Linked DNA regions of Homo sapiens: region 1 is linked to region 2. Evidence: chromatin loops called from intact Hi-C (ENCODE). Cell type or tissue: dorsolateral prefrontal cortex. All regions are shown on one strand. Each heading gives the region's core, and the rest is flanking DNA. Links, peaks and the distances in the headings are about the cores only. Region 1 overlaps SOX2-OT (SOX2 overlapping transcript). Region 2 overlaps SOX2-OT (SOX2 overlapping transcript).

Region 1 (12,688 bases), core at 2,982-10,981, 120 kb after region 2:
GGTTCTGCAGAAGTAATCAGGTTAAAGGTCTTGAGATGGGGAGTTTATCCTGGATTGCCTGGTTGGCCTGAGGTAATGACCGGGGTCCTTATGAGAGCAATGCAGGAGAAGTCAGTGTGAGACAGAGGCTGAGTGACAATAGAAGCTGAGAGATAGAGAAAGACATTCGAAGATGCTATGCTGCCTGCTAGCTTTGGAGATGGGGGAACGGGTCACAAGCAAAAGGATTTATGTGGCCTCTGGAAGATGGAAAGCTCAAGAAAATAGATCTTCCTTAAAGCCCCCAAGAGGGAACACGGCCTTACCATCTCATTTTAGACATCTGACTTCTAGAACTGTAAAATAATGAATTTGTGTTGTTTTAAGCCAGTAAGTTTGTGGCGAGTTACTACAGCAGCAGTGAAAAAAATAATACAGAGGAGGAGGAGGAATTCTGTCCAGGAGCAATTTGAAATGATCTGATAGGGAGCATTGTGCCCACTTCAAAATCCACACACCGGAAAACTCATCAAGAAAAGCCAATATCAAATTGCCATGATCCACATTTTTATTAAATTTGAAATACATTTCTTAATCCTATTTTCTTCATATGCAACCATACTTTTTGTTGTGTAAAATCTTCTTAAATACAAACTAATTGTCAAATATTATTACTGTCAACAAAAATCTCAGGTTAAAGCAAATAAATTAAGATCTGGGCAAACATTTTGGAAAAGCTGCCCACTATGGTGATATTGACTGGCTTTCCAGGTTTGCAGGTCTTGGCTTGACTACGGTAACTTTCAAGTACTTTTCTGGTAGATTCTTGAGTATAAACATTTAGTATTATGAAAATGTCCTTTTGAGGGCTGAATATTATGCATTGTCTATGTTGCCTTACCAGCCACCACCAGCAATTCTGATAAACAAAAGGAGAGCCACTGCATTAAAACACTGGTCACATTTTGATTTTTTAGGCCTTGCCTGGAGTGTCCCCTGACCATCTCTGGTTTAGCTTGTAGAAATTTTCAAACCCAGATTCCAATTCAACCTGAACATCAAAGGCCTAGAAAGTACAGCTTTTACCTTACAGTTCTATGGTGACTCTCTTTCAATTAGCTTAGACTATTAGCCTTGAAATTAATTAGACCTAGGGAGGTGGTCTATTTATAACAGTTGTTCAATAAATCCTAGTTCTCTTTACTGCAGATTATACATAAAATCATTAAAAGATGGGAAGGCTTAGATTAAAAGCCAAATTAAACAATTACAATTTGTGTGTCTATGGACAACTTCTTACCTTCTGTGAGTTTTTAATTCAGAAATATGTGCCAGACAACATAAAAATATGTTCCTACAATTTTTTGGTAGCATGCATATTTTCTAGTATTACAAGTATTAGTGACATTACTATGAGGGATCAATCTGGACCTATTAGCCAGTTCCAACGGAGGCACAGTCTCCATTAATGACTAAACACTATGAGCACACCTCTACCGGAACAATCACCTGCAAAACCTAGAGAAAGCTTTTTCAGCATACTCCTCTAGGAACGGTACATACTGCTTAATCGAATCATCTCCCTATAGATAGTTTTTATTTTAAAATATTTAAATTCTGTCGACTAAATGTAAAATAAATATCATAAAAATCTCCTCCTAATATTCCTAAACTATGCCTTCAAATGAAGTTTTGGGTCTATCAACAAAGATGAGTCAAAGACGTGGTGCCTAGTGTCAGTGTCAGGGACAGCAGCAGGCCATGGGGCTCATGGTGAGGCTGAACTGATGAACCAGACCTTCTGTGAGAACTTTGGCTTATCAAGACCCCAAGGGTGTATATGAAAACAGCAAGTGATATTTATTTATTTTCTCTAAATACATTTTACATGAGTCCCCAAATTCTTAAAAGGATATGATGAAAATCTTACATTGGAAGGTCGCAGCTCCAGTGTCTGATCTGGGCAGATAATTTGGACAAAAACAAGTACATATGTATCCTTCTAAAGGAGATGCACCCTCACCACCCACCATGAAAAGTTGAGCATCTCAAGAGTAATTCAATCTGTTAAGTAACAGTTAGAAAAATACATATTTTGTATGATAACTTGTTTTCTTAAGCAATATGGGAAGTTGGGCTGCTTAGCTACTATTCCCGTGCTTCTGTGACTAGAACCCCTTTATCTCACCAGAAACAAATTTTAGCCTGATAATTTTTTCTTTTTTATTGTTAAGTGCTATGTTTTATTTCCAGGTGAGTTTTACCCCCAAAACATGAAAATTCAGTTATATCAGATTTTTTAGGTCCTCATATGTGGTTTGTATACCAAGCAAAGTCTAAGAGATTATTTTCACCATTAATCTTTGCAACTAATAAAGATGGATATAAACAAACAGTCTTAAAACCAGAGGTGGGCATTTCACTGGTAATGCTTTTCCATAGCTCCTTGATGAAGATGATCAACTAAAGGAAAACTTCTGCATGATCTATTAATAGAGAATGAGGATTAATGAAGGATTATGTCATAATGATTCTGCCTGCAGAGTAGCTTCAGTTCTGGTCCTTTGCTGCCAAAATACAGTTCTCATTTCCAACAAACAAAGTCTATCTGAGAGAAAGCACAGAGCCCCTTTAGAACTGGAAAGTCCTGTGCATAATAATGAATGTCTAACTCTTCTTTTGCCAAAGAGCTTCAGCACTTTCAATGTCATAGGTCAATGCAGTGATTCAGAGGGGGCCTGATCCTTATCTAAGCTTTTGCAACAAAATTAGAATGTGCTGTAGTCTTATTAAAGAAATGTTTGTTCCTCCATCAATGAGCTGAAAAGAAAGCAGCTCAATGTACTTTTGCAAATTACAGCAATAAACTGCTTGAATTAACTGCTTTATTACAAATATTTAATTATTCTGAGGGTTAAATATCCAACATTTTGGAAAGGCAAAAATTAGCAGTCCACTTGATAACCTACTTCATTTAAAATCTGCTACAACGGTGTATTTTTTTTTTTAATTTTTAAACAATTCCAATTTTCAGTTGTCTTTATTGTGAATTCAGCCAGTTTCCATTTGGAATTAAAAAGAAAAATACATATTGCCCTTGATTTTGAAGTAAGATGTCAAGAAAATTAAATTCATAACTCATGAAGAATATAAAAGGCAGAACTTGTTTTTACTTCCTAGTCACAAAAATGAAAAAGGACTCAAAATATCAAGTCAAGGTCAGTCAAACTTTGATTAAAACCTATTTCAAGATTTCGATAAAATAACATTATCATCATTATTAAAATGGTTGCTGTATAAATGTTGCTTAAAGTACACTCCCCTTCAAAATAAAAGGGACCATGAATTAAAACTTTATGATAAAAGAAAAACTCGGCAAATACATATTGAACAAAAAGCAAATGTTATCAAAGGAAAGTTTTTTATTCCAACAAAATAAAACTCAATTCATAATCCAAATCTGCTTTTTTTTTTCATTTATTAAGTGGTACCAAGAGCAGATGAAAGTTATTTTTAAAAATGGATAACTTTTTCTGGGTTATATTCTTAAAAAATAAGAAAGTAGAGAGCATTTTGCCATAGAGCAAAGAAAAATATTACAATAACAGAAAATGGATCAACCAGGATATGCTTCAACAGAGGGACATATCAAAGCATTATTATAGTCTCTCTCCACTTACTGTTTGGATTCACTAATCTACATCACTAAATTGACCATTCAGTGCCAGAAAATCTGCCATGTAGGTCTCGACTTTTCATAGCAGCTCTTAAATGTGTATTCGGAAACTACAAAGTGCTGAATATATTTTCAGCCTTTTTGTACTACGATTTACAACTAATGACCTTAAGCAATGTCATGCATGTAAAACAAAATTATGAGACCACCCTGGTTTAGAGCCGAATAAAAGTATAGAATCAAACTTCATTATCATTCAAATTTAATAGGGGAGAAGAACAACAATAAAAAAAATCCATAGTAATATAGATAAATCTGTTTTGCAGTTTTACTTTGTAAAAATGTCCTCCTTTGCTTGTATTTTGCTATTACCAGCTCAGGGTAAGTAGACAATTATTTAAGCTTAATACCAAAAGTAATAATGCACTGTACACATTCAAAATCCTTGTTTCGCATCAGCCAGTGCCTATGGGGATAAAACATCTATCAGTTGTTCCTTAGCGTAATAGCGAGTTTGAAAATTTGACCGCCCAGGCCGACATTAGTGAAATCATAGTTTTAGCTTGATTCAGAACCCAACACAGGAAATCTTGATACTGGGATGACTCCATTGGCAGCGTGCCTCCTGATGCCCACAAGAACTGCGGGCTACTTTCTGTCCCACTACTTCCCATGAAAGAAGTCCTTTTACTTCCCTGCTGTAGTTGGCACACTGCCCTTTTCACGGACCCAACGAACCGTCATCTTGGATGTAACAAATTAGTACATTCTCAGAATAATAATAAGTGCAGGCATGAAAACACTATTGTTTTTATTTGGAAATGAAGTAACTCATTTTAGCTGGGTGACTTTTTCAGTGTAGCACCATAGGCCAAAAAAGAAAAAATCTTTTCTGAAAAGAATGGTCAATTTCAGGAGAGACATGACACATCATTTGCTGTAAAAATCAGATAAAGGGAAAAGAATAGAAAAAAAAATGGCATTTGTTGTAGAGTAGTTAAAAGAAAATAGGAGGTTCAAGGGAAGTACAAATGTAAAACAAATAATGTATCCATTTCAAAGTACAATTAGAGAAATAAGATTGGAAATAAGTACTATATGGAGTTGATTTTTGATATCAGATTAAAAATCTATTAACTGATTTTTCTGCTTGTAACTGCAAAAAATATAACTAAAATTTTTTAAAAAAGATCTTCAGGTATATTAGAAAAATAGTTAAGTGTAGAGAATGTTAAAACACTAGAGAATAACACAAACATGTTTTTATATGTTAATGATCACGTCAAAATTTACTTTCAGTTTTCAAAAAGATTTCTTTCACCACTACATGTGTGTAAGCATATGCCCGTGCATTTCCAGCCTTAGGATTATTTTTTTTACTAACTATGTTAATAGGAAAAGAAAAAAGTTAATATTAGCAAATTTGCATATAAGTCAAATTTACTTCAAAGCAGAGCCATAAAATTTATATAAAATACTTTTTCTTATTATTCTGGAAGGGCCATCATCACCTTTCAATGCCAAGAACTCTGAAAACTATAGAAACTATTGTAATGATAGTCTTTATGACAGCTTCAACTGAGATTTGAATAGCAAGCACACTTTTAAGTAGACAATAAGATGAAATTAGAACTGCCAAGAAGTATGAAATAGTAACCAAATAAATATATTTTTTCAATATTCCAGACATTGTCCAATGTAGATGTCAGCTCAAAATTATAGTCTAAAAATCAAAACAATCATTCATATACTTTCTCTTTGCTCTAGACCTGATCCTTTAAAACAAATTATGATATTTTATGTAAAAATGTACCACAAATTTACTAAACTTTCTGGTTCAAATGAGTTCAAGAATATCTCATTATAAATGGAGACAGTCCTGAAAAGGCAGCCAAGCATGACTAAAAAGATCACTCTTTTACACAAAAAATAGCCTTCTTATTTTACCCTTTGTTGAAAAGACATTTGGCCAGCCACAGGGGAAATACATAATCTACTTTTATATTCAAATAATTTATTTGAAAACTCTATGGCTACAATGACCCTAAAACAATTCTGGATTGAATATACATATGACATGGGTTTATGTGATCTTAATCATTGACTTGTTTTCATGTGTTGGCAATGATTTTGGCAATTCTTTTTTAAAAAAGAAAAACACATTCATATCCTTTATAAAAATTACCATTAAGTAAAATTATATCTGAAATGAAATAAGATGGTATTAATGTGGTATAGTTCTGTAAATAATTTTATGCATACAGTCAAGTTTGAATATTGCAGTTCTTTTCACACAACCATCTATCAATTTAATCTAATATACATTCCAACACACAATCTCTCTGGTAACAACATGTCAAAAATTATGCCATCATAATTTGCCTTTTTGTAAAGACAAGAAGCAAAACTTGAACATTTCAAGATTTTAAAAACCTGCCTCCACATAGATTTGCTCCTTTCAATTCTGTGAATTTTTATTTCAGTGTTTTGACAATAAGGTTGATTTTATGAACTCTAAGCTATGGTGAACTTCACTATGAGATATCTTCCCCACCCCCACCCCAAGAGCCAAAAACGCCAGCAGTAAATGATGTTTGTCCATTTACTTTAAGTAAGACACTGTTTCTTTCATTCAGTTGCTCAATATCCAAGATTATATAACAGCAGAGAATAGCATACACTGAGGAGGAAAAGCTTAAAGCAATTAGTTTTCTCCTAAGTACTTTAGCCCTCCTTATTTAGGTTTTTAAAAAACAGGCAATCATATAATGAATTTCAAGCAGCCATACAAAGCACTTTAAAAACTGTTTCTACAGTCTTAATTTCCTTTCATCATTGTACACATAAAAAAGAGGAAGCAGCTATCACATTCATGTCCTAAAATTGATCACTCAGATACTTGGGAAAGTTTTCTATGCTGTCCACCCATGCTTTTTTTTTTTTTCCTGATTTGTCAAGGTACAAATGAAATATTTCCAGCTCTGATAAAGAAGACCAAAATGTAAAATGTCGACTTGTCTTGCACATTCTGGGTGCCTCCCTAGACTCTGCCACTCTCCCAGCAGAGCGGAATGAATATCTGGGCTAACCACACATTTCAGGACAAAGGAACTAATTCATGGGGGAGGGGAGACCACACACCATTTATAAGGTTTGTTCAGTTTACAAGAAAACTATTGTCAATGCTTTGTTGATTCATTATGAAAGACCCTGCGTGACAAAAAAACAAGTGACCACCTCCTTGCTGAGTTTCACCAGCATACTCCCTGCATTCAAGAGCAGCCCAGGATCTCCTGCGCTAATTGTTATTTAAAGAAACTGCAACTGTAGGTACATGAGATAGCTCTGATCACAGATAGAGCCATCAGGTTGAAGATTTGATGAAACTGGCTCTGGTACCCAAAAGATCGCACACAATAGCACAGTGCTTGCTATTGCTGTCAAAACTCTGATGTGAAGAACCAAATTCCACTAGAGGGAGTGAAAAGAGCCCGGAAGGATCATAGAGATGCTGACTCTATGCAGGGTCCCACCACTAGGACATTTTAGTCACTACGAAATCTTCTTGTCTCCCCACCTACAAAATGGGACTAAAATATAAAATATTTTTTAAAGGAAAATCACCTTAAAATCCTTTGTTGGAAAATGCTATACAGTGCACAAGTATTATCTTCATCATCCATTGAACCTTTGTACTTTTTTCTCTGTCCTGAGGGAAATAATAAATTGACATATTTTCTATCATCAGAGACCCTTTTAAGACCACAATGTGATTGCGCTCCAGTATAGCTCACACTTATCCCCATTAAAAACACACAAAGGGGTGAAAGCAGGGAAAGAAATAGGTAGGCATAAAGGGCAGCTCAGATATACTGTTGTACAACATGGGCGCTCTCTCCTAACCTGCCCCAGCCTCTAAGATGGGGAATGAACCACCGCACAAAGAAGTCTGCAAACGGGCCCTGCATAAGTTCCAGTTGAAACTGGCTGCTCTGTGGGTAAAAGCACACAGGTTGCTCTCCCGAGTGGCCATTTGATTGCAGATCAGCTACGTGTTCTTCTACTGCTCCAACAACCCTGAATGGCGCCCTGTATCTTTTTAAGTGGTTGGTTTCGTTGGAAACATGGGACAGAAATCTGTTCCTCTTTGTGGCACTCACATAGTAGCATTGTAGGTTTTTCTGTTTTTTTCTCCTTCTTCTTTCTTCTATAAGGAATAAAGGCTCTTAAAAAATAAACCCAGACCTCCATTAAGACAAGTTTCTCGGTGGCCTGGGAGAGGGGAGAATCCTTCCACTTCACATTCCTGCTCCTTCAGTTTGATCAGCTACGAGATTTCTCCAGGCCACCAAGTAGTTCTAAGAAGAGAATAAAAGTGTTCCAAGGTGGTGGGGAAGCTGGCACTCTTATACATTGCTGATGGAATGTTATTTGGTAAAACTCTGTGGAGGGCAATTTGGCAATTTCTCCCCAAGCCCTACTCTCAGGGGTTTATCCTATAGCTCTGGTCCTGCATGCATGAAATGGCTTATGTATAAGGTTGTTTACTGTAGTACTGTTTGCAATAGCAAAAGATTGGAAGCACCTTAAATACCCATCAATATCCATCAGTAGGGCTGGTTATATTATGATGCTAGGATACAAGGAAATAGGAATGAGGAATTGATATAAAATGATTTCCAAATATAATGTTATGAGGAATAAAGAGTATGAGCTGTATGAGACTCCTTGTGTTAAAGAAGGGAAGGAAAGATTTACATACATTCCTTGTGGGCCCCATGAAAGCAGGGTTCACGCTTGTTTTCATTACTCTTCTGTCTTTAGGGACAGGAAATACTTTGTTTCAGATGAGGAAAGGTCTTAAAATCAGTTTCAATAAATGAAGGAGAGCAGGAGAGTCAAGAATAGATTAAAAAAACAAATTTAAAAAATCTATAGTCAAAGTTATATACAGAACTTGATAGAAAATTTCATGAATACTAGAAAATATTAACAATGGAATTGAGAGTGACTTTTCTCCTGCTGCTTTATCTTTTCATCTATCAATTTTTTCTATGAGGATGCATGTATTTAAGAATTTAGTAACAAAACAAAATGCCACATTGAACTTAAATAGAATCAGTTGTACTTGGTGACTCTTTGAATGCTTGGTTTGGAAGAGGAGGGAAGCAAGGATGGTTCTGAGATCTCCAGCTTAGAAATCTAAGTGGATGGTGTTGAGGTTAACCAAGATAAAGACTTGAGAAGGCTGATAAGGAGAAAGGCAGTGAGCTTCACTATTAAACGTTCCTCAGGGTTCAGGCTGTGAGCTTACCTTAGGGCACCCTGAGAAATCTTTCCAGGCTCCAGTAACCTCTCTATACCCAGTCTACTGTAAAGAATGTCCAGTCATACTTCTACTAAGGGATCATCTGGGAGCTGCCCTTAAGACACAGTCAACCACATTGTTCTTTTATATTTATTTTATTTTTATTTATTTATTCATTTATTTCTTGAGACAAGGTCTCACTATGTTGCTGAGTGTTGAACTCTCGGCCTCAAGTGATCTTCCTGCCTTGGCCTCCCAAAGTGCTAGGATTACAGGCATAAGCCATCACACCCAGCTCATATTTTCTAAAGAAACATAAATTATGCAAAGCATTGTTGACTTTCACTAGTGTTGTTTCTAGCGATATGCAAATAAATGCACTTGTGTAGGACAAAAATTCCTGCACATACTAACTGATTACATAGAAACAGCTGAGGTTAAAAAAGGTGGTGCAAAGCAAAGTTGAGACCCTCTATTTGGCACCCTCAAGGGCCCCTTCCTTATTGATTCCCCAGGGTTACGAGGATATTCGCTGCTATTACCAACTTTGCAACCTGAAGCCCATCCTGCATGTGTTATCCATCAGGCCTCTGCTCCCCAGAGCCTCTCCCTTTTTTTTCCCCCATGTAGGATTCTCTCTTCCCATCTCCAACTCTAGCTTTGCCCTTTGTGCTGAGATTCAGCTCACTAAAGTCTATTTGGCACTGATCCTGTGCCATGTGCTATGTGAGTCCCTGGGACTCAATAGTGAAGAGGACATTGTTTCTGCCATCAACGTGTTGCCATTTTGGTGTGGTGCTGTGACGGGGCAAATACATGGGCTACGGGGCATCTTATACAGAACAGACTTGCTGGCAGAGATGGCATCTGCAGTGAGCCTGGAGAATGCCTAGGAGTTAACCAGGTAAGCAGGGTTGGAACGGTCAGAGTAGAGAAGAACGTTCCAGGTTGAGGAGAGGGTTGGGTAGTGGTTCAGTACTGCTACATACATGTTTCATGTTATTAAACTTGTGGTTTTTGATAGTTTGTGGGTCTATTTTAGTTAATATTAATTATTACTGGAATCAACCCCACTTTTCCTAAAGCCCTAGGAGTATTTTTTAAGCACATGGGATGTTACACAAATTTGAAAATGATAGAATATACTATTTTCATCTCTATTTCAAAATCTCTGATGGGGAAGCATAATAGAATTCCCTACTTCTCGGAAAAATGTAATGGATACTCAGGATTTTGTCCAGTAGAGGGATTCCCAAAGAGTCCCCAGGACTTAATGGACCCCCCAGAAAAATAGAACTATTCAAATGGATTAGGAAGTCTTGCCTTCTCTATTGCCCTCTTATAGCTCTACCAATATATTGGCTATTAAAGGCTTATAAGAGTTCTACAATAAAAATCTTGTTTAATTTTGTTTAAACCAGAGTTTTCTACTTTTATTTTGCTTTATGACCCTCTTTCTCCTTTTTAGACAGTTCCATTATTATTTCAAGAAACTACTGATTCATGGAGCACAGTTTGATACTGATCTGGTGATGAATTCCCTTAAAAACAACATCCTTTCTGTTATTGTTATTACTGTTGCTATTTAATGAGTACTTGAAATATACCAAGCACTTTGTTAAGTGCTTTATTAAAATGATTTTATTTAATCCTCACTGTAACTCTATGACATATCACTGTAATCTTCACTTTACAGTTGGGGAAAATGAGGCCTTGAGAAATTAAGAAACCTTCCTAAAGTCAAACCACCAATAAGTGGCAGAGTTGGGATTCAACAATTTCTGTCTGACTCTAGAGACGTGAACTCCTCTTCTTGCCTGAGCCGTAGAAAAGTGTTTCTTGATGGTGTCTAAATCTATCTTTGGACCAGACTTTTAAAGGGTAGAACAATCATATTATGGAGGGCTGTGAAGAGCAAGGAGCAGAGGAAAAGGTAACTCAGGGTAGAAAGAACAGGTGCCACTTACACATTGCTTCTTCCCACCTGGCACTTCTCTCTTAGGTATTGTATGGTCTCTTAAAATGAGCCTCAGTTTCCTCATCTGATTAATGGACATATTGATACATCTCAGGATTGTGGTAAGGCTTGAAGTTAAAATCTGCAAGGTGCTTATAGTACAATGCTTCAGCATGCTGATCTGAGGTACTAGTGCCTGTCACATGCAAGACACTAAGTAATGCTGATTATGTGACCTTGGACAAGTTTCTAAACCTCGCCATGTCTTTAGTTTCTTCACAGGTATAATGGGGATAATAATGTTACCTACATCATGGTGGTCACTGTGAATATATGACAAGTTAACACTTAGGGCACATAGTAAGCACTGAATGGGTTTGCCATTTTTATTATTTACCTACACATGACTAACACTATGGAGCAGCTTCAGAGAACACACCCAGAATCCTGTCACCAGAATGAATGGCACCACACTTTCCAACTCCAAAGATTCTATTGTCTACAAGCACACTATCACTCTTTCATCCACACAATTGTCATATGCTTCAAAAATATACCTAGACTACAAGTGCTAGTAACTCTTGAGCAAAGTTCCTTAAAATTTAAGGGACGATGATTTTGTAAAGAATAATTAATTCCTTTTTTCAGTGAATACTGATTTGGCTTGACCACAGGTGGCCTATGAAGTTGTATAAATGGCCTGTTACCACTGCCACAGTTGCTTTCTACATTGCCCAACCAAAAGAGAATGAAGAAACAATCTAATTGCTTCACCATCTCTGCCCTGATAAAAGGTAATTCCTAAGCCCATGACATATACACTATTGTGCCATGGCATGGCACCACATCATTGAATTCTCATCAGGGTGAGGAAACACTATCAATCTTCCCATCAACTATGAACACAACACTATCTTCCTAAATTTCCATACAGGTGAGTGCTGCCCAAAATAAAGGCACTTTGGAATGATGTTGAAGCAATTACACAGGAAAACTGAAATCATTGCATCTAACTGGGTGCACAAAAATGGGGTTTACTAATTAATTGCCTTGGTTATTAGAAAATCTTATTTGCTTTAACTCACACTGAAACTTTTTTTTTTTTTTTTTTTTGAGGTGGAGTCTCGCTCTGTCACCCAGGCTGGAGTGCAGTGGCACGATCTCGGCTAACTGCAAGCTCTACCTTCTGAGTTCATGCCATTCTCCTGCCTCAGCCTCCCGAGTAGCTGGGACTACAGGTGCCCAACAACACGCCCAGCTTATTTTTTGTATTTTCTGTAGAGACGGGGTTTCACCGCGTTAGCCAAGATGGTCTTGATCTCCTGACCTCGTGATCCGCCCGCCTCGGCTTCTCAAAGTGCTGGGATTACAGGCGTGAGCCCCTGCGCCTGGCCTCACACTGAAACATTTCTAAACAATATACTTTATTGCACTTATTTCATAAAATAAAATATAACACTAATTCAAAGAGAATAATTTGTAAAACATGGAAAAATATAAAGAAAATTTCAAGGGTCTGAATATTGGTGTCTCTCCCAAATTCATAAGTTGAAACCCAAGGCGACAGTAGTAACAGGTGGGGCCTTTTGGAAGTTGATTAGGTCATAAGGGCTCTGCCCTTAGAAAGAAGTCCCAGAGAGCTAAGTGGCCCCTTCCAACATATGAGGACACAGATACAATGTGCCATCTATGAGGGCTGGGCCCTCATGAGATACCAAATTTGCTGGTGCTTTGATTTTGGGCCTTCCAGTCTCCAGAACTGTGAGAA
Region 2 (12,688 bases), core at 2,163-10,162:
AAAAATTATTTATAGACTTAAGGTTTCTAAAAGAATAGAATACACACATAAAAAATAAACACAATCTACAGAGTACTAGAAAGAGTACTTTTAGTACAATTGACTAATATATCTACAAATAACAGGGATGCCTTTGTCATAAGTAATAAAATTTTACTCAGACATTGCTTACTATTTGAAAATGTTGCCTCTGAACTTTCAGGTCAATAATACAAATTATATTAAGATTTCTTTTAGGTACAAAATTCTAACAAAATGCCATGAAATAATATCCTGTAAAAAATCAACAACAAATAGCAGACTGGGGAAAGAGCAACATTTAAATAAAATACCTTCAATTTTCCCTGAACTCATGTAATAGCTTCCATTTTATCATATTTTTACAGTTTCCTTGACAAGATCAGGAGCAAGCCCCTTATTTTAGAACATGTAGTCACTGGACAGTATTTTTCTCTTGAGATAAGGTTATCTCCTGACTTTTGAAAGATTATTTTGACCATCATCTTGCTGTTCTCATATAAATCTTACTCTCATCCTGAAATGAGACCAATTCCAATATCAACCCTCGGTCACAAATTATCCATGACCAAAATCATTACACTGGGAAAATGAAGTTCAGACTAGTGTGTTTGAATTATGGTATGAAGAAAGTCATTGAAAAACTCTGTTCTTTGGGTTTCTATTATCTTAAATCCTGTTTTATTCAACTGCTCCAGTGGTGGAAATCATGGTATAACCCAAAAGCTAAAGGCATAAAGTTGTTTTCAGTTTTGGGTTGTTGTTGTTTTTATAGGAAAATACGGCCCAACCAAAACAAATACAACTTTAAGTTTTACAGATAAAAAGATAGATCAAAATATACTCCTTCAGAGGAAAAAATGTACCTTTAAAAAGGAAATGTGGCCAAATATTTTAAAATAGTGAATATTTGAATGAGTAAATGAATGAATGAATGACTCTATCAACTAACTAGCTTTGCAAAAAGTGCACTGCATACCCAATAGTATGGAAAACTTAGTGCTAGTTGTGAAGGAGACAAAGATGCATACATTATAGAAACCATTAGAAATTAAAATCCATAAACACTCTAGACAAATGAGCAATATTTAGAATCTTCTCTTTGCAAAATTTTTGAGTTTTTTCCTTTTAGCTCTTCTCCTCAAAACATGCATACTTTATTTGTGCATGTAGTAACCATCTAAAGTAATGATTTTTCCAAATTCTTAGTTTATTTTCCATTCTTACTTGCTGAATAATCCTTCCTTTCCCTCATTGACTACTTATGTTACACATTATTATACATTAAATTGTATATATAATATATAATATATACATAAGTAGGATGTATACATACATAATATCTGAGCTATTATACACTAGGCTAAATTATTATTTCAGCACTACTCTTTTTTTCTTCTTCTTTTCTTTTTCTCTACTTTTGGTAGAGATAGGGTTTCACTATGTTGCCCAAGCTGGTCTTGAACTCCTGAGTCGAGATGATCCACCTGTCTTGGCCTCCTACAGTGCTAGGATTACAGGCATGAACCACCATGCCTGGCCTCAGCCTTATTCTTTTAATTATTGTAGCTGAAGTATGTTAAAAAAAATGTGTATGGGCCAGGTGCAGTTAGGCGCAGTGGCTCATGCTTATAATCCCAGCACTTTGGGAGGGCAAGGTGGGAGAATCACTTGAGCCCAGTAGTTAGAGACCAGTCTGAGCAACATGGTAAAGCCCTGTTTCTACAAAAAGTGCAAAAATCAGCCTGGTGTGGTGGCATGCACCTGTAGTCCCAGCTACTAGGGAGGTTGAGATGGGAGGATCCATTGAGCCTGGGAGGTCATGATGGCATCACTGCACTCCAGCTGGGATGGCAGAGCGAGACCATGTCTAAAAAAAAAAAAAACAAAAAAAAAAACCCAAAAAAACATTTGTATGGTTTGGCCAGTCATAGTGGCTCACGCCTGTAAGCCCAGCACTTTGGGAAGCCATGGAGGGGGGACTGCTTGAGGCCAGGATTTTGAGATCAGCTCGGGCAACATAGTGAGACCCTCGTCTCTAAAAAATTTTTTAAAATTTGCCAGGTGTGTTCGTGCGCACCCGTAGTCTCAGCTACTCTGGAGGCTGAGGCAGGAGGATCACTTGAGACCAGGAGGCTGAGGCTGCAGTGAGCCATGATTAGGGCACTGCACTCCAGTGTGGGCAACAGAGTTAGACCCTGTCACTAAAGAAAAAAAATGTTTAAAAAAACAATGTGTATGGTTACTTTACCTTTAGTACATTTCTTTTTCAAAAGTTTCTTTGCATTTTCCCACGTTTAGTACTCCAGTGCATTTTAGGACCCCCAGCTCTCAATTTGTTTAAGATATTTATTGTAATAACATTAGATGTGAATATATATATATATAATTTGGCAAAATTACTGTCTTTATAGTGTTTAGTTTCCCTAATCATGCATATGATATAACTGTACATTTATTTATTTATTTATTTTTGAGATGGAGTCTCGCTCTGTCGCCCAGGCTTGAGTGCAGCGTCGCAATCTCTCCTCACTGTAAGCTCCGCCTCCCGGGTTCATGCTATTCTCCTGCCTCAGCCTCCCGAGTAGCTGGGACTACAGGCACCCACCACCACGCCTGGCTAATTTTTTTCTATTTTTAGTAGAGACGGGGTTTCACCATGTTAGCCAGGATAGTCTCAATCTCCTGACTTCGCGATCCGCTTGCCCTGGCCTCCCAAGGTGCTGGGATTACAGGTGTGAGCCACTGCACCCGGCCTATTATTAGTTGTACATTTATTAAAATTTTAAAATTATCTTTTAACAATTTTTTTAGTTGTCTTCATATAAGTTATGCACTTTTCTTGTGAAAGTTTTATAGAGCTATTTAGAGTTTTTGTTTGTTTGTTTGTTTGTTTTTTAGACAGAGTCTGTCTCTGTCACCCAGGCTGGAGTGCAGTGGCACGATCTCGGCTCACTGCAACCTCTGCCTCCTGGGTTCAAGCGATTCTCCTGCCTCAGCCTCTTGAGTAGGTGGGACTACAGGAGTGTGCCACCACACCAGCCTAATTTTTGTATTTTTAGTAGAGATGGGTTTTCACTATGTTGGCTGGGCTGGTCTTGAACTACTGACCTCAGGTGATCAGCCTGCCTCAGCCTCCCAAAGTGTTGGGATTACAGGCGTGAGCCACTGCATCCAGCCTAGAGATTTAAAAGTATATTTGTGTGTGTGTGTGTGTGTGTGTGTGTGTGTGTTTCCAATAGGACTTCTTTAAAACTTCTATTTTCTAATGAGTTATTGAGTTGTTGCTAGCATACACGTATGCTATCGATTTTTCTCTATTTAATGTATATTAAATTTTCATTTTTCTGGCCTTTCTCAGTTTTCTAATGATAATATTTATAAAAATGGAAGTGGTGTCTTCTAATATTTGTAATTCATATTTCTGTTAAAAGCTAATGATACAGTTAAGAAAGCAGTAATGGCAGCCTTACTGAGGTCCATATTTCAACAGAAATAGATATTTTAAATGCTTGTGACAGAGGTGAGTACAGAATTTTTTGTAGATTTCAAGCACATAGAGTCGGACTGAGCTGAATTCCAATTTTACTTCTTTTCCAAACTTATAAGATTTGTGTTATGCCTCTTAATACATGGCCTTTTAAGAAAGCAAAGCAGACATTGTTTCTTTTCTTCTTTACTATGAATATTGCTTAGTCCATTAACAAATTATAGCAATCTTATAGCTAACATTTTACTCTTTCTTAAAAAAAAAAAAACCAACCAAGCAAGCAAACAAACAAACAAAAAAAAACCTTTACTCAATATTATTCAGTGCTTAGAGGGCAAAATAATTTATAATTTCCTTAGGGAAATTGTTTTTCTGAGTTTTAAACTGTTCCCATTTCTAATTTTGTGTTGATTTCCCAAAATCATGATATGTAGCAAATCACTTGTGAAAAGCATCCTTCTAACAAACTAACTTTCATTTGTTTGTTTCCTTCTAATAGTTTATATTTGACCATGACAATTTTTTCAGCGGTGCCTATTAAGAACTTAGCTCTATGGTAATGAGCTAGAAGAAATGCTGAAGAAACACAAGCAATGCCTTTAGACTGTAAATAAACAAGAAGCTAAGTATGGCACCTGTATCAGTAGGTTTTATTGAGGAGATCCTTGAAGAATGAGTAGCATTTAAAGGAAAAGATGAAGGAGGTTGAGGGGTACTGTTGTACCAGGAAAGAGTGAAACAGGCAAGCTCAAAGGTAGTCCCTGGTTAGCATGACTTTAGTACAGAAATGGCAGGTGATTTTTGAAAGGTCAAGGCAAATATACCACCTTCACTCTATTCCCCACTCATACCACTCCTGTAATGAATATCTTAGTTTTATTTTTACCCCAAATAAAGTTATTTAAATAATATGAAGGAAATTTGGTAAAAGTTATTACATGTCTGTTACTATTAGATTCCAACCAAAAAAGGAAGAAAATAATTAAGAAACTAGTGACATATTAAAAATGTAAAATGACTACAATAAAGGGTTCACAGACTACAAGGTACCTTATATCTAAGCACCAACCCTTCTTGTTGAAGAAGATTCATTTATGAACTGATTTTGATAATAGAGTAAAACAAACATGTAATTTGTTAAACAACAAGGATTTATAAAATCATAGGATTAAGTCTTTAACCTTTATTCATAGTGAATTAGTTGGGATAAAGTTTAAAATTTATTTTAAAGAGATATTTTCAGAATTAAGTAGTTTACAATGGCCCAGTCTAAAGGAATTCACCTCAGGTTCAATTATGGCCAGCTTCTCTCATTTATCCGTGACAACTGACTTCAAAACAACATATATTATTTCATTCTTGAATTAGTTATGGAAAAAACCTAATACACACAATCTGTGTACCTTTAATTGCATCATAATATATTCATTATCTATTCAAAATGGGAAATACAAATAATGCATCTGAATAGAGTTCTCACTTTGGGGAGGCACAGAGAAATTAGTAAATTAATGTAGAGGTTGATTAGTGAAAGATACCCTATTGACCTGAATGACTTCACCTGCTGTGTGGTTTATACACAGTGACGAATTTACAGACTGAAAATCTTATTGTTTATTCTGTCTTTCTCCTAACATATTGCTCAAAAAGCCTTTCAAAACAGTGTAATCACTAGTATGCATAGACATGGGACCACAATAATTCAGACAAGCAATTAAAAAGAAGTGAATTCCGAGTTACATAGCATATGAAAAAAGGACGAGTTTTGCTTAACTTTTATAGTACAAGGAGAATCAAGAATCAAATGAATAGTTTTTTCCCCTTTCTAAAAAATCTATTTTATTTATCTTACTTTAAGGAATAGTTTTTTACATGCAACTTTTCTATTGCATTTTAATTCATCTTCTAGAATCACCTATGGAATATTTGAGTGGCAGAAGGAGAGTACAACCTTAAATCAACGGTTCGGAAAGGGCTCTACAGATCCTTGACGCCCTTTCAGGGGGTCTACAAAGTCAAATTTACTTTTATAACGATATTAAAATGTTACTTGCTTTTTTTTTTTTTTTACTGTGTTGGCACTTTGCACTGATGGTGCACAAGCAATAATGGATAAAACTACTCATGAACTTAAGGTACTGGCACTAAGCTATACTACTAGTCAGTGTATTCTTCACTTCCACACACTTACACTAAAATAATAAATAGCCAGTTTCACTTTAGGGATGTTCTTGATAAAACAGTAAAAGTCATTAATTTTATTAAACCTTGACTCTCAAGGGCATATTTTTAACATTCTGTTTGACAAAATGGGAAATCTGCATAAAGCACTTGTGTATATTGAAGTCAGATGGCTATCTCAAGGAAAGCACTGGTGCAATTTTTGAGTCACGAGCAGACTTCATAATAAAACCAGTGATGGTATTAACCAATGTGGTTTAATTTTTAAATACGGCATAATAAAATGTATTAATATGTGGAAGATTTGAAGTGAACAGATATTTTCCAAATGTGTCTAACATGTAATACTTCAAAATCATCGGTATATAAAAGATCCATTCTAAGTGCCAAATAAACTAACGGTGTTAAAATACAGTGTATAGGAATTTCAGGCCAAAAGTGGTGGCTTACACCTATAATCCCAACACTTTGGGAGGCTGAGGCAGGAGGATACCTTGAGGCTAGTAGTTCAAGACCTAGGCAACATAGCAAGACCCTGTCTCTACAATTTTTTTTTTTTTAATTAGCAGTTGTGGTGGCATGTGCCTGTGGTCCAAGCTCTAAAATAGAAATTTAAAAAAAAATAAAAATTTTGTTGATATTGTTTCAAACTCCACTTTGAAACTAACCTTTAAAAACCATGTTTGTAAAGTTTCGGTGGTGTATCAATAAATAATAGACATAATTATCTGAAGTGGCTATTAAAATATTCCTCTTTTTCCACCCACATTTGTATGAGGTTAGTTTTTAAAAAATAGACTTCAAAATAACATATCACAATAGATGAATTGCAAAGCAGGTATGCACATTTAACTGTCTTCTGTTATACCACATATTACAGAGATTTGAAAAAACGTAAAATAATGCCACTTTTCTCAAGAAACAATTATAGTTATTTTAAAATATATAGTATTTATGTTAACATGAAATGGGTTTTTAAATTGTAATTTTAAAATAAAATGTTAACTGTTTTAGAAGTTTCTCAGTTTTAATTTTTAATATGATAACTATTGCTAAACATAACCCACATAGACAAAAGCTCTTTGAGGTCTTCAGTAATTTTAAAGATGTTTCTAAGAGTTCTAAGGCCAAAAAAATTGAGAACCACTGGTTTAAATAAATGCTTTAAATATTTACAATTAGATTTTTTTGGCTTTTTAATAATTTTATTTTTTTTAATTTTGTTACTTTAATTTCCCATAGCACGTTGGCGATGTTGAAAACAAATACAAATACAAGGATGTACTCATTTTAACATTTTATGCATGAGCACGTGTCACACCAATTTTGGGGGCAACAGTTTTGACTACAGGAACAAATCTAAGCAATCGACAAAAATAGAAGCCGGATAACTGGCTCTGACCCCTACCCCCAACGTTTAAGATATGTCAAAGGACACCTGAATTAGGTTAAAAAAATCAAGTTGATATGGGTATTTCAACAGTTTTCTGTGCTGCAAAACTGAAAATAAAACCATTTAATACACAACCCATTAATATCTGAGTTACACTGTTAGGAACTCTGTACTCGAAGATTCATAAAAAGTTGTCAGCTTTTAAAAATAAACTTTAACTTATTTAATAATCAGGTGAATTTTAAAAGAGAATTTACTCACAACTTGAATTAGATTTTTAAATTTGTTTTTTAATTGCCAATATTGTTTGGTGTACAACGTGATGTTTTGATATATGTACACATTGTGGGATGGCTAAATTAAGCGAATTAACATATGTATTACCTCACATACTTAACACTTTTTCGTGTTGTGAACACCTAAAACCTACTCTCTTAGCAGTTTTCAGTCATATAAAACACTATTCACTATAGTCACCATGTTATAAAACAGATCTTTTTAACTTATTCCTCTTCTTTAGCCAAAATTTTGCATGTTATTTTTTCTACCCTTTTTTCTTTAAGAATATCTTTTTCTTTAAGAAAAAAAAATAGACTTATTTTTTAAGCTCATGTCCAAATGAGCATAATGGGTTTTGTGTAGATCACTTCCATTTTCAGCCCCAACACTCACGTCCATGCTTGACCATGCTGCTAGCCCTAACCGTGACTATATTTCTCATCTGTAAAATGACAATAAAATAACATTAATAGTAATACCAACCTCAGTAGGGTTGTGAGGATTAAATACAATAATCCATGTCAAATTCTTGAGCACAATACCTGGCACTGAATAAGCATTTGTTGTGTTGTTACCGTTTTGTGACAGTTTCCTCCTTGATGTCATAGTAACAAAATGTTAATAATACCTTGACTATCTTTTGAAGTTTTCGGATATCCATATAAATGTCTCGGACAACATAATCCAAATGTTCTTCTACTACTGCTTCATGGAATTGTAGGTGAAACGTCTTAAGTGAAGATTTTCATTGGTCTTTTAAAATAAGGTGGGCAAAAAATCTTTCTTTCTTTTTTTTTTTTTTTTTTTTGTCTTTGGGGAGGATTCTGCTTTCTGAGCATTGGCAATGTTCAGTCTTATGATTCAGGATTATGTTTGTGTTCAGTCCTTTTTAATGAATAGATCCGGAAGAAATATTAGTACCTGCTGATGACACCTTGGCTTCAGTACAATTGAGAAAAGACGTTTGTTTAAGACATTGAATAATGTGTCTTTTGATACAAGTCAGTCAATAAGAATTTCAATATTAATCAAAATGAGGGAATGACCTCTTATGGAGAGCAGACTGTGTCACAGTATGTACTATGCAGTTACTTATAGTAATCTTCAATCTTCCTAACAAATCGAAGTATGTATAGTTATTTCAACTTTATAAATGAGGAAACTGAGTCTCAGAGAACTTTAAGTAACTTTCCTAAGATGGTGAAGAGGAAGAAATAAGAACAAATTAAATCTTTTTGGCTGACAAAAGAGGAGGTGAGAGGAATTTTCAAAGATGACAGATAAAGAACATTACAAGGGTGGAATGTAATGACATTAGTGACGTTCATTTGTTCTTTGCTAACTATAAGGCTACAAAGAAAGTGGAGAGTTTAAAGTGCCATATATAACAGATAATGGGAAGCACAGCTTGATTGTAAAAACACTATGGCTGTGCCTGTAAAATTCCAAAACAACTGTCAGTTAAGCATACTCAGTGGAAAAAGTCAAACTGTTTATTTGATGTAATGCACACAAAATAGTCACTTGGTTGGGCATAATTTCACTTTCCACTTTGAGTTTTCATTATAGTTGAACGGTCTAGAAAAAAAATGTGCTAATGTAGGTACTAACGCTACTTGGATTCTAAGAATTACTGTAAACCTAACTTTGTTTTTTTTCCCTTTCACATCCTTCAAAAGAGTAATGTATGACAATGAATTAGTACAAGTGAAAGTTGAACCATGTAAGGTGCTATTTTTTGATAATCCTATGATAATTCAGCATATATGAAGTTCAGAAATTTTATCATAAATCTCTGAATAATTACAAATCAGAACTCTGAGGAGAAATTGGATAAAAAGCTAGAATCCCCTTTCTGCACTCAAAACAGGGGCTTATAAATTTAAACATGTAGCTTAAATAATGTAATAGCAAATGTTTAAAATAGTATTAGTGAGATATCCTGCCATAGCCCCCTGTTTTTCTCAATTTTCATATTTTTATGACAAAAATTAAACATTTTTAGCGGTAAAGAAGTCATAAAAGCTGTAACAACAGGGTAACAGTCTTTTTTAAAAACGTTTATTTTAGGTTTCTGGGTACATGTGCAGATTTGTTATACAGGTAAAGTTGTGTCACAGGAGTTTGTTGTGCAGATTATTTCATCACCTAGGTATTAAGCCTCAGGTATAATTCTTAATGGTTCTTAATGGTTACTTTTAGGCACTGAGGAAATCAGATGGATTTCTAAATATCTTTTTTTAAAGAAAACAGCATACTCATTTATTCACTACTCTGACAAGCCTCCAGTTTACTAGAAAGGTACAGAATAAATACGACAAGTTCAGAGGATTTTGAAACCTTAAAACCATTTTCTAATTGTGTAAGCTACATGTTGTTTAATCATTAAAAGTGATTAAATGACAAAAAAGTTTATATAAAATAAGGTACCTAATGAAAAGCTTTTCGCATTTAGAATACCAAGACTTACCAAATTTGGAAAGATGCAATCAGAAAAATAAGAGAAATGAATCCAGAATTTCCCACATTTGAAGCACAGTGTACATGCCTTGACAGAAGAGAGGTTATATAAATAACTTAAAAACCCTAATCTGAGTCACAAGACACATGGTTTCCTTTGTGTCTCACACGGAGACTCTGTTATACCTTAGTGGAAGAATCTAAACAGTGGAACTTACATGCTTTGAATCAAAAGATCCCCAACTTTATACACTCTAAGTACACATGGTGCTTAAAAAGTCCGCAATTCATATAACTTACACTAGCCAATAATGTAAGACTTTTCTGACCTCCAAAATGCTGCTTAACAGTCAAGCTGACCTTATATTTTGAAATGTATAATGGAAAAGTGCATGTAATATTTTCAAGTCATATGGTTTTATGAATTAACTAATAAATCTTTTTTTTTTCTTTTTGTGGAATTTTTTGTCTGATTTTTTTTTCTGAGAAAATGTGTGTCTGATTGAAAATTTCACATTTAGTATTTATTCTAAGTTTCCAGACCACAGATTTTGGCATTATTATGAAACACGTTATGAGGCTTGGTACTGGCTTTATATTTAGCTTATTTCGTTGGCTTAAATAAGGACATTAGTTGTTAACAATGAAACTTAATTCATATCAGGTGAACTAGGGACTACATCTGGGACTTGTCGTAACTTGATGTTCCATGGGTTTATTTCAACAAGGAAAGGAAAAGCATTTTAAACCACAGCTCTGATTCAGAAATGATTCTGAATTCAGTTGTTCTGTAGCATCTTGGACCTTGTCCATGTATCAATTATGACACATCTCCCTCCCACATCTTGCCCTCCCAATTTGAAATAAGCACAATGTGTTTTTATCACTCTCCAAGTATTTAAATTTGCATATGGTACTTAAAAGCATTTTGTTTTTCATTTGCAAACTTCAGATTCATATTTTTCCAAATAATGTGTCTTCGTGTGAAAAATTACATGTAGAATATTCTGTTGGTAAGAGTTATTTAAATTATTTACTGGCTCTTTTTCAGTTCCCTGGAAAACACGGAGGGTGCTCTCACTATTTGTCTGGCTTGTCTGGCTTTCGCACAACTAGATTTGAAAAATCATGTTGGAATGTGAGTCCAAAGCATCAAAATTTGTGAAAGCAGAGTGTTATCCCAAAAGTGTCAAGCAGCCAAATGGTACCAATTTCAACAATGGCACTAGAGTGTTTTTCTGAAAGATAGTTTCTGTTTTAAATCCCTGGTTTTTTTTTGTCCAGCATCTATAGTTGTCCCAGAGCAGGACAAAGATCCAGCAGCACCTAAGCTTTTATCTTTTACTTTCTTTGGAAAGTCACTTGACATTCCTGCTGCATTAAAAAAAAAATTTGTTGTTTGTTTATTAGACCCATTGATCGGACATAGTTTTGGGGGGTAGATTAGTATTTTATGAAAGATTACATATGTTTAGAAAAATAATAAGTACATTTTATATTTATGTACAAACACAAATCTAAAAGATCAAAGACAAGATCTAGGTTGAATATTATTCATCATTCATTCATTCATAAATATTTATTACATATATACAAGGCAGTTGGCAGGCTTTGTGAAGAAGTATATAGATGAATCAGACACAAATCTATTTTCATTTCTTCCTATTAACATTACTGAAAAATATATAGATAGCTAAATGGGGATAAAGGAAGGAAAGAAGGAGAGAGAGAACAGGAATGATAAAAACAAATGTGGCAAAATCTTAATGATTAATAAATTTTGAAATAAGTTTATAAAGGAGTGTTTTGTATTATTCTAGATTTTCTGTATATGAGATATAATTTTACAATTAAGTTTTTGAGTGTCTGCTCTGAAAAAAAAAGTAGCTCAAATACCTAAGGAACAGACAGTTTGTGAGGTTTAGGGTCCTACTCAATTGTGGGAACTTCATCTCAAGTCTCTTTACTTCCTTACCGTTTCTGAAATCATTCTTCAAAGTTGGAGTGCACTCAATAAATGTATAAACACCGAATCCTTATTTTTTTTTCCCTTTGGAATCCCAATTTCCAGGGAGTATGTCTTTAGGTCAGACCACAAAACCATTGTAAACTGCATATACAATATACAAGAGAAAATATGGAAGGGACACTGTTGTCAGCAATTGTGTGTAAGCCTCACCAACTAAAAGGCAGTGGATTTAGACTGATGATTTCTTTTGCCATCTACTATCATTTAAAACTGTCTATCCTCACTCACAAACTGTGAGCTGTTGAAAACTGGGCTTTTATTTTTCTCATCTTTATATGTCCAGCAGAGACCCTTGCATGTAGTAAGTGTTCAATTTATGTTTGTTGGCTGCATGAGTGAATTAATATAGATTCAAAGGTTTTTGTGCCTGAGATCTTCAAATTGATTTCATTTTGTTTTTTTTTTTTTTTGCACTAACACTACACCGATCTTCATGAGTCTGAGTTAGTCCCGCCTGTAAAATTTGATCTATATGATTTTTTTTATAATAGCCTTCTTAATTAGAACTGCGGTATGCAGACTATATTTAGGATATGGTATACGAGGAGTTTGTCAAAAGGAAAGCAGACTTGAAATCTGGAGAATATTAGTGGTCAGCTAATATATTTAACATGTGGTTAAATATTTAGTACGTTTGATTGTGTCTCTTTAAAATGAAAGCCTTATATTATGTATATATTTTTGAAATGACATTTGAATAAAAATATAAAAGGCATCTAAAGAGATGATGGGCACTTCTGGACTTGGAAAACCCCTCAGGTTTGATAACAACATTTTGAGTCATCTAAATTCATACTTATTATCACTTAAGTGAGCACTGATGCTGGCACTGGATCTT

The links. Hi-C counts contacts between places; a loop is a spot of excess contacts. Peaks named below come from ENCODE experiments on the same cell type or tissue, not always from the same donor. Only the 100,000 strongest peaks of a DNase experiment are listed, where the experiment ranks them.
Region 1: it touches region 2 in a loop (6-fold over the local background); 5 of 110 quality-filtered maps call a loop at or near these places.

What each region holds. Positions count from the first base shown.
Region 1 is chr3:181,449,010-181,461,697 of GRCh38, reverse strand. All of the region lies in intron 3 of SOX2-OT (SOX2 overlapping transcript), which reads right to left. Among named protein-coding and RNA genes, the nearest start is that of SOX2, 260 kb to the left of the region's middle. RefSeq lists an enhancer at 6,698-7,199. In dorsolateral prefrontal cortex, for the core only: a CTCF peak has its summit at 7,168; DNase peaks (open chromatin) are centred at 4,317 and 6,737; H3K4me3 peaks cover 3,966 bases; H3K27ac peaks cover 5,826 bases.
Region 2 is chr3:181,565,749-181,578,436 of GRCh38, reverse strand. All of the region lies in intron 4 of SOX2-OT (SOX2 overlapping transcript), which reads right to left. Among named protein-coding and RNA genes, the nearest start is that of SOX2, 140 kb to the left of the region's middle. In dorsolateral prefrontal cortex, for the core only: no CTCF peak of the experiment used is centred there; no DNase peak of the experiment used is centred there; H3K4me3 peaks cover 6,611 bases; H3K27ac peaks cover 8,000 bases.